2 separate regions of the Homo sapiens genome follow, and region 2 is linked to region 1. A link is an interaction called in ENCODE POLR2A ChIA-PET data of the cell type or tissue named here. Cell type or tissue: PC-9. All regions are shown on one strand. Links, peaks and the distances in the headings refer to the core of each region. The heading gives the core; the rest is flanking DNA.

Region 1 (4,388 bases), core at 83-4,082:
TATTCCCTGAGCGCCAACTCTGGGCCACAGGCCAGGTACACCTGTGAAGCCCTAGTTCCTATATGATGCGGGGAGGGGGCACTCCCAGAGAGGGGTGGGCAAAGTGTCATGGAGACATGACAGAGGGAGAAACTGGCGGTCTGGGGGAGGTGGGAAGGAGCAAAAGTCCCTGCGGGACAGCCCTTCTTGTAAGTGGAAGTGTGGAAGCCTCAGTAAGAGCCCATTTTGAGAAACGGGGTCAGGGAGCCTGCTCCTGGACTCAACACCTAGGCATGTGGAGGAGGAGGGGCTGCACAGGTGGGCTGGGACCTGGTTGTGGGCACCTTGTGTTGGGGTAAGGAGTCTGGATTGTGTTTTACAAAGCAGAGCCACTGAAAGATGCTCTGCAGGATACAGTTATTTATCTTAGCAAATACCTAAGAAACATATTGTAGCAAAGTATACAGGGGGGATAAAAGCATTTAGACTGAGCTTCTCCAGCTAGGAAAATCTATCTATCTATCTATCTATCTATCTATCTATCTATCTATCTATCTATCTAGTTTTCAAGACAGAGTCCTGTTCTGTCACTCAGGCTGGAGTGCAGTGGCGTAATCTTGGCTCACTGCAACCTCCACCTCCTGGGTTCAAGCGATTCTCCTGCCTCAGCCTCCCAAGTAGCTGGGACTATAGGCACATGCCACCATGCCTGGCTAATTTTTGTATTTTCATTAGAGACGGGGTTTCACTATGTTAGCCAGGCTGGTCTTGAACTACTGATCTCAAGTGATCCACCTTCCTTAGCCTGCTGAAGTGCTGGGATTATAGGCGTGAGCCACCGTGCCCAGCTTCCAGCTGGGAAAATCTACCAGGATGATGGACTTTTTTCTTTTTAACCAGCCACGAGGTCTTCCATACCAAAAAACAGGGCAGAGAATGGCCCTAATAACATAAGCTGATTTTTTTTCTCTTAACAAGATTTTCTGGGTACAAACTAATATAAAACTACCAAAGCTTAAAAATTTATTAGGGAAATCTTATAAACTTTGTCCACAGCCTGTGAAGAGACAGAGCTGGTTGGAACATATAGTTCCTGCTCCTTTCTTTGCTAACTCCTCATGTACCCTGGGGGTTTTTACCAGAGAAGACACTTCTCCAGGAAGCCTTCCTAGACTTTCCAAATCCTGCTTTAGATACTCTTCCACCATGTTCTCAGACAGCCCTGAACTTCCCTCACCGCTGCTGACACTTAGCATAGACTAATCCAGTTCTCCTACTAGATACAAGCCTGTCTCTGCACCCTTCTTTGTCAAATGAATGAATGAATGAATGTGGGATGGTCCCCATTTTGCACAGGGAAGCTGAAGCTTGGAGAGAGGTTCAGGACTTATGCAAAGGTTGTTCCATTTGTGGTGGGACCTTAATCATGCTCTTTCCACACCGCTTCACTGCCCCGCTTGCAGTTCCAGGGGAAATCCCCAAGAGTTATCCCCTAGAGTTCCTCTTGAGGACAAGAGGATGTTGCACATGACCCTACTTTGAGCTCTGGCCTGCCCGTGGAGGACACAGCAGGTACTCAGGCACCACACGGGTGGAACAGAGCTCAAAGTAGGGTCATATGCAACATCCACTGAGCCAAAAGGAGTACCCAGGTCTAGGTGGGTCGGTGCGGGGGAGGATAATGGACAAATGATTGTTCAACGATACAGAATGCAACCAGGGCTGCTCCCTGACAGACGGGCTGGCAGGAAATAAACCACAGAGGCAGCAGAGCTCAGAGGTGAGATGGGTGTGGGCTGTAGCCACTGACAAGCTCTGTGACCTTGGGCAAGTGATTCAGTCCCCCTGAGCTGCAGTCTGTTGACTCACAAAGCCCTTCTCTCAGGCCTGCCTGGTGTAAGTGCTCAGAAAGTGCCAGCCACCGTAATTACTGGATTTCTACTCACTGATGTCTGCACCATCATGGCGCGCTGGTCTCGCATTTTTCGGACAATATCCAGTGGGTAAATGGGCAGGTTCCTCTCAGTTAGGCACATGGCTGTTTCCATAGTGACCAACACACCGGTTCGACCTATTCCAGCACTGGAGAGGGGAGAGAAGACAGACTTGGGATTTGTCTGAGTAGCCTTTCTGCATGGCCCAGCGAGCAGTTCCCCGCTGACTCCAAAGGGGCTTTCCTCCCTTGGCCTTCGAGAAGACAAAACGCACACTCACGGCGTGCTCTCAAACAGGCTGAGACAGCCTGTCCTCACACATCTGAGACTGGGGGCTAGCAGGCAGTGGAAAGAGGGCCACTGTGAAGTGCCAAACCTATTCCCTTTCTCACTCACACCTATGACGAAGGTCAGCTGACAGAAGGACAGGAGAAAGGGTGTGTGAGGGGATTTTCTTCTTCAGTTCTGTGCTACATTCACAAAGTTAGGATTTCATAAAATTCCAAAAAACTTTTGAAATGGTGAAGAACCACAGTCAACAGAGGTTTGTAAGGGCACACGACTTTGTGGGATGTAGGGTGGGTCTGGCGCCTGCCAATTGTCTCCAGGCCTTTTCCGACAGGGAAAGGATTCCAAACCTAACAAAACAGCAAGCGCCATACCTGCAGTGAACTAGGACGGGCTCGCTGTCCACTCTCAGAGACCTCACATAGTTTACAAATTCCAGAAAGTCGGAGGAGTCATCGGGCACACCGTGGTCAGGCCATGCGACGTACTGGAGATGTGTCACTGTGTGTTCTTCCCCGGTCTGTGGGAGATGCAGTGGCCTTGGTGAGCCCATCCAGGTGGTGAGCATGAGGACCCAGCCCCAACCCAGACACAGGGTGGCCCTGTCTCCTGATGCTTTCTCCCTCTGCGCACAGCCCTGCTGTGGCCCCTAGCAATTCCTCCCCTCCTTCCCCAAAGATCCCCATCCCCTCTCAGGCTCAGCTGTGGGCCTGTCCTGCAGGGCTGCCTTCCTTGATCACTTCTGCCCAGTGATCTCCTCTGCCCAGTGATCTCCTCCATTTGCTGCTATGGTACTTGCCATTAGAGGCCACACATGCTGACTGTTTTTTTTTTTTTTTTTCAACTGTGGCAAAATATACTAACATGAGGCTTACCACTGTAACCACATTTAAATGTACAGTTCAGCGGCATTGAGAATACTCGCAATGTTGTAGAGCCATCAGCACTACCTATTTCCAGAACTTTAAAATATCCCGCAAACATAAACCCTGCACCCATTATGCCATATGGCAAAATGTCCATAGATGTCCTTTCTCCTCCTTCCCCAAGCCCTTGGCAACCACCGTTCTACTTTCTGTCTCTATGAATTGGACGACTCTAGGCACTTCACAGAAGTTGAATCCTACAGTATGTGTCTTTCTATGTCTGGCTTATTTCACTTAGGATAATATGCTCAAGGTTCCCCAGTGTTGTAGCAGGGGTCAGAATCTCCTTCCTTTTAAAGGCTGAATCATATTCCATTGTATGGACAGACCACGTGCTGTTTATCCATTCCTCCATCGATGGACACTGGGCTGTTTGCACCTCGTGCCTGTTGTGACTAGGGCCACTGTGAACTCTGGGCCCTGGCTCTTTGATGGGCAGTCTTGCGCACTTACTGACACGCTTGCCAGGTGCAAACAGAGTGCACACCTAGAAGCGTGACCACCTGGGATGACAGTGGCCGCTGATTCAGCACCTGCCCCTCCACCGTGCCCCTCAGGCTGCGGCTCACCTGGGTGTTTGTGACCAGCATTTCTCGGGACACATAGGCGATGGTGCAGTCCTCTGACTGACACTGGATGTGAAAGCCGCCGTGGTTCATGACGTCGGGGGGATCTGGCCAGTACTGGTGACATTTGGTCTGTAAGAAACCACCGAGAGTGAGTGAGCCCCGTCTGTGGGGTGTTCCTGCAAGCAGTTAACCCTGGACAGGTGGACGGGTTAGGCATCCTCTCATGCACACCCGAGAGCACTGATGGGAGAAAACAAACTCAGCCAAGTCCATCAGCTGTTTCTCAGGGCGGGGTGGGGGCAGCCTGCCAGGGACTAGGCCACAGGTCTCCGCTCAGCCCCAGGCTGCAGCCTGGAGGAGGAGGACGCAGCGTCTTCATCACCAGGGGCCACTCGCTGGAAGAGCACCAGTGGCCTCAGATGCAGGACCTTAGCCTGTGAGCAACCTCTCTACCCTCCCAGACCCCAGCCCCTCAGGCCCCTCCCCACCTCCAACGGCCCCTCCTCCTGCACCCCTCCTCCACCATTCTCCCCACCCTTTTGAGGGGGAGGCCTCCAGGCACAGCAGTTAAGGGCACACATCTGGTGTCATACACAACTCCGCTGGGATCCTTTCCTCCTCCATTTGTCAGCCAGATGATGTCGAAACAGTTGCTTAACCTCTCTGATTTTCATGTTTTCCACCGGGAAGAT
Region 2 (4,388 bases), core at 271-4,270, 67 kb after region 1:
CCCAGTGGGAAGTGGGGAACACAGTTTCTATGGCAGCCCGTGAAGTACCCAAGATGTGAACCACTCCGCCTTTCTGACAATGCGGCCCTCCAGGGGTTCCGCTTCCTGTCCACTGCACTGTGTGCTGGTTCTGCAGCTGCATATGAAGTCGACTTTCCCTATCTGAGGGGCCCCCATTGTTCCTCAAGTGATGCTGTGTTCCTGCTGGGACTTGCAAATAATCTCCCCAAGGTTACAGATGAGGTCCAGGGATCTCACCTCTGTTTGTTCATCTGGAAATCTAGAGAGCTCGTGGGGAGGATAGGCAGAAACAGGATGAGTATCAGCTATTTGCTCTCCTAACAAGATGGGGTTTGATTAAATCTACGCCAGTGTCCTTGCTGGAGAAAGAGGAGGTGAATGGGATTTGGGGAACAACTTAGAAAAGAGGCTGAGGAGGTTCCCTCTAGATGGAAGAAACAATCCTATGAAGAAACCAGAAAGAAAAACATTCCAAAAACTGTTCCAAATACATACTAGGGAACACCAGAAGCCTCTGTTCTGCTCTCAACTTGGCCGCATGTTCCTAAACACATCCCTTTCTTTCACCTTGGGCTTCAGGGTCTTCACCTGCTGAGTGAAGGGCTTGGATGAGATCAACCATCTTGGAAAGAAGGAGATGACACCTTGAGTGCCGGCTACCATGGACGGCTCAAACAAGTCGGGACAATTTGACACCTAGGAAAAGTGCTCCATATGTTCCACTGGGCCTGTCAAAAGACCCACAGTTACAAATACACAAATCCACATCTGAGAAGCGTTTGGTAGCAGAGACCCTCTCCTCAGAGAGGTGGTGAGGACTTGACAAGGGCCACAGATCTAAGCCAGGATGTGGCCTTAACAGATTTGCCCTGATTCACATGGAAATAACAAGGGGCATTTTGTTTGGAGAAGAAAAACTGAAGACAACCCATTATTTGGAGAATTAGACTAGAAGTTCCTGAGGAGGCAAGGCCCTGGCCTTATTTGACCAGCGTAGTTCGGTGCCTGTCTCATAAAAAGGTGACTGCAAACTATCTGTGGAAAAGACTAAGTGTGCAGAAGAGAAGGAAAGAATGGGTTTCTGCAGCTGCTAAGGACAGCCTGGACCCAGGAGAGGGGTCGGTAATTTCAACCTTGAGTTACCCTAAAATGTAAAAATGCTGCCTCATGAAAGGGTGAGCTCCCCCTCACTGGGGGTGATCAAGCAGAAGCCTGAAGACCTGTAGATTGTGCTGGGGAAGTGACTCATTCCTACCTTGAATGGCAGGATGAGCTAAGTGATGAGAATTCTATAATTCTATGAGTGCTCAATAGTCAACAGCTCTGGAAATCCTTTCCTCAAGGTGTCTCTTGCTTCTAACTATCCACCTCCTCTCTCCACAAACTTCACTGCCATGCCCCCAGGTCTCTGGCCTGGATGCTACAATAGCTTCCTTGAAGGCTGTCCATTCCCTTCCATCCAGACTGAACCGCCCCTGGCCTCTGCCAGTCTTCCCTTGTGCACAATGATACTATCTTTGTGGATATGGCTCTTGCCACATCCTTCCTGCTTAAAAACCTTCAACAGTTCTCTTCTGCCTGCTAGATGTAAGATGCCCGCCTACGTAGGACACGAACAGCCCTCTCTATTCTCCTGTAAGCTCTCAGCATGTGGTTTCCAAGTGGGACTGTCGGGGGTGGGGTGTCTTCTCACTGCCCAGGGAAATCCACCTCCTCACTTCTCTACCCAACCCAATTCTGGCTCATCCTAGCAATCTATAAAGACTTTTCTAGCTCACACCAGCAGGAGCTCCTCAAGTCTTATGACAACTGTTGTCTCTACTGCCCATATTGGTTCTAATTGTTTCCTAATTGCTTCATGGGATACTGTCTCATTTCCCCAGTGAGACTCCAGCTCCCTCATGGTACAGCACGCTGGTAACCTCTGAAGACCCTCCTCTCCAGGGCTAAACTCACAGGGGTTGGGGGTGCGGTGAAGAGACTGGGAATAAGCTGTGCTCTTCCCACCAGTTTACCTGCTGCAGTTTCTTCCCTAAGTCAAGAAAAGGAGGTAGCTCAGGGACCATCGGCTTGGAATTTCCTCTCCCTTCTAGCTACTGAGATGGTCTTGGTAACACAAGAAGCACTGAATCACAGGCAAATGAGCAAAAAGCCTCCCAGAGAGAAAATGAGTCATCCGTGGGTACTAAGGGGCTCAAAAGTGGACCCAAATTAGGCCTGATCTGCCTTCCTGAATGAAGCCCATTGTACATTCTGGGTCCCCTCCTCCCTTTAAAATTTCTCAGGTCTTTACCAGAAAGATAGCTGCATCCTTTGTAATAAAACTGAAATAACATGAAACAAAGTTATCAATCCTTAGCCTCTCTCAGCCAAGACTGAGGTATAATAAAAACAGATGTCCAAAGCCTAATGCTGTACAGGATGCTTTGCACATCCACTCTGTTTAGATTTGATATTGTTACCAGAAATAAACACTCATTAGATTAAAACCAGGAATTTTGCTAGTCTAACAGGAAAAGAAAAATGTAAAATTCTCATTACCTTCCTTCGCAAATATCCATCTTCAGTTGTAAGAAATACAAGTGCCTATGAAACAATTGTTTTCATTAATTCATACTCAAACTGAAATAAGCAAAAAAAAAAAAAAAAGAAAGTTTGATGAGTCAAAGACAAGAGCTGTACATGTGAAAGATACATAAAAATACGGTTTTGGTCCAAGGTATCAGGTGCTACCTTACGCTCTGCAAAGCTGCCCTGTCATTACTGATGGCTCATGTTGATGCCCTACGTCTTGACTGGTGGGGGCAATTTTCTGCCAGCACAGGCTGTCCTATGAAGAGCTGAGCAGGGATGAATGGGGTGGAAACAGCCCACCAAAGATGGGCTGGTACTATGGGTTCCGCTGTCAGTGAGCGCCCCTGCCCTTGAGGACCAGAACCCACAGGGGCTCTGCACAAGCGGCGCCCACACACTGGCAGGGCCACTGTTCTGAACACTGTGCCAGGATCCATCCACCCAAGCTCCATCTGCATGAAGTTGCTAAAAGGAGGGGAGTCTGTGAAGACACCTTCTTGGCTGGGGTACAAACCCCCAGGTGAGCATTCTGTGTCCCAGGAACTGTGGGTGCATGAGCAAAAGCATAAACATCAGTAAACTAGAAGTTTCCAGGACCTCCAAGCTGAATTCTGCACTCATCTCTGGGCAACCAGCAAATGTAACTTCCAAACTCCAGACCTGTTTTGTGGGCAAGTCGTGGCAGGCCCCTCAGCCTGTGACTTTGCTCCTCTGCCTGGGGAGCGGGGAAAGGAGGCCTTCGGCAGCATTGCGCAGGTCAGGAAGCGCCCTGGGGAGACTTCTATTTAGGGATGCGGCATACATGTGACACTTGGCCACTAGCTCCCATGCTTTTTTAAACCCAGATTCAAACGGGATAGACATTCCATTGTCTGGCCAAGATGACAAAAGGGAAACCTCTTGAAATCTAATATAGACAGGGCAGAAGTGCACAGGGGCAGGAGAGAAATAATTTTCACAATTGAAACAAATCAGTTTCATTATTCCTTCAAATTTATAAAGGCCAAGGAACTGGCTTTTTGAGATGGGAATGCTTCAAACAGTATTACAACCTCCTATTTGCACAGTTCCGGGCTTTGTACATGGTACTACTTTGTAACTTTCCCTCTTATCTCAGCCTCATAACTCTGTAAGGTAGGTACCACTATCTCCATTTTTACAGATGACAAAATCGGAGCTCAGATAGGATATGTGAGGTCAATTGTGTCTTATTTTAACCTGGATGATCATGTTATAAAAAAACTCACTATGCTACAAATTTCTTATATGTTTAATGGCTAAAAAGCTTAGGATCCATGTCGTAACTCTAATATTATTACTTTGATTATAATTAACTACCCACAATGTATTGAACACCTGGCCTTGAGAGACAGTATAACATACATTTGCTGATTCACACCTATTTGGTATTGGAATCTCCATCTTTTCCACCTAGGAGAACATCATCAGTTCTTTCTAGTTTGTTTCTATGTTTATCCAAGCTGACATTCAACCAGAATTAAGTGTTCTCTCCTCCTACAATGCTACTGAGAGAAAAAAAGAGAAAGGAGAGTTATAGATAATCCAATGGTGAACCCGGGCTTTCATTGACAAGCTCAGCTAATCAGTATGTCTTCCTAGGGATATAAATGAGAAGATAAACGTGGAGATCACCACTCACCAAATGCTGCCTTGTCATATATTGAGCAAAGTTTCTGAGTCAACCCCATGGCATCATACACAAAGAAACTAGAATAGTGGAACCCAACCCGAGCTTGGGAGACTTCCTAGGAATCTTGAAGGAGCCTAGTTTT

What was found. ChIA-PET counts read pairs that join two places held together with the same protein. Peaks named below come from ENCODE experiments on the same cell type or tissue, not always from the same donor. Only the 100,000 strongest peaks of a DNase experiment are listed, where the experiment ranks them.
Region 2: POLR2A ChIA-PET joins it to region 1 with 5 read pairs; 2 of 35 experiments call an interaction of 5 or more read pairs at or near these places.

What each region holds. Positions count from the first base shown.
Region 1 is chr9:109,379,727-109,384,114 of GRCh38, forward strand. It overlaps PTPN3 (protein tyrosine phosphatase non-receptor type 3), which reads right to left. Exons shown (of 26, transcript NM_002829.4): 23 at 3,697-3,825; 24 at 2,576-2,721; 25 at 1,926-2,061. Among named protein-coding and RNA genes, the nearest start is that of EPB41L4B, 61 kb to the left of the region's middle. In PC-9, for the core only: no CTCF peak of the experiment used is centred there; a DNase peak (open chromatin) is centred at 1,775; H3K27ac peaks cover 468 bases.
Region 2 is chr9:109,446,249-109,450,636 of GRCh38, forward strand. It overlaps PTPN3 (protein tyrosine phosphatase non-receptor type 3), which reads right to left. Exons shown (of 26, transcript NM_002829.4): 6 at 2,563-2,607. Among named protein-coding and RNA genes, the nearest start is that of PTPN3, 50 kb to the right of the region's middle. In PC-9, for the core only: no CTCF peak of the experiment used is centred there; no DNase peak of the experiment used is centred there.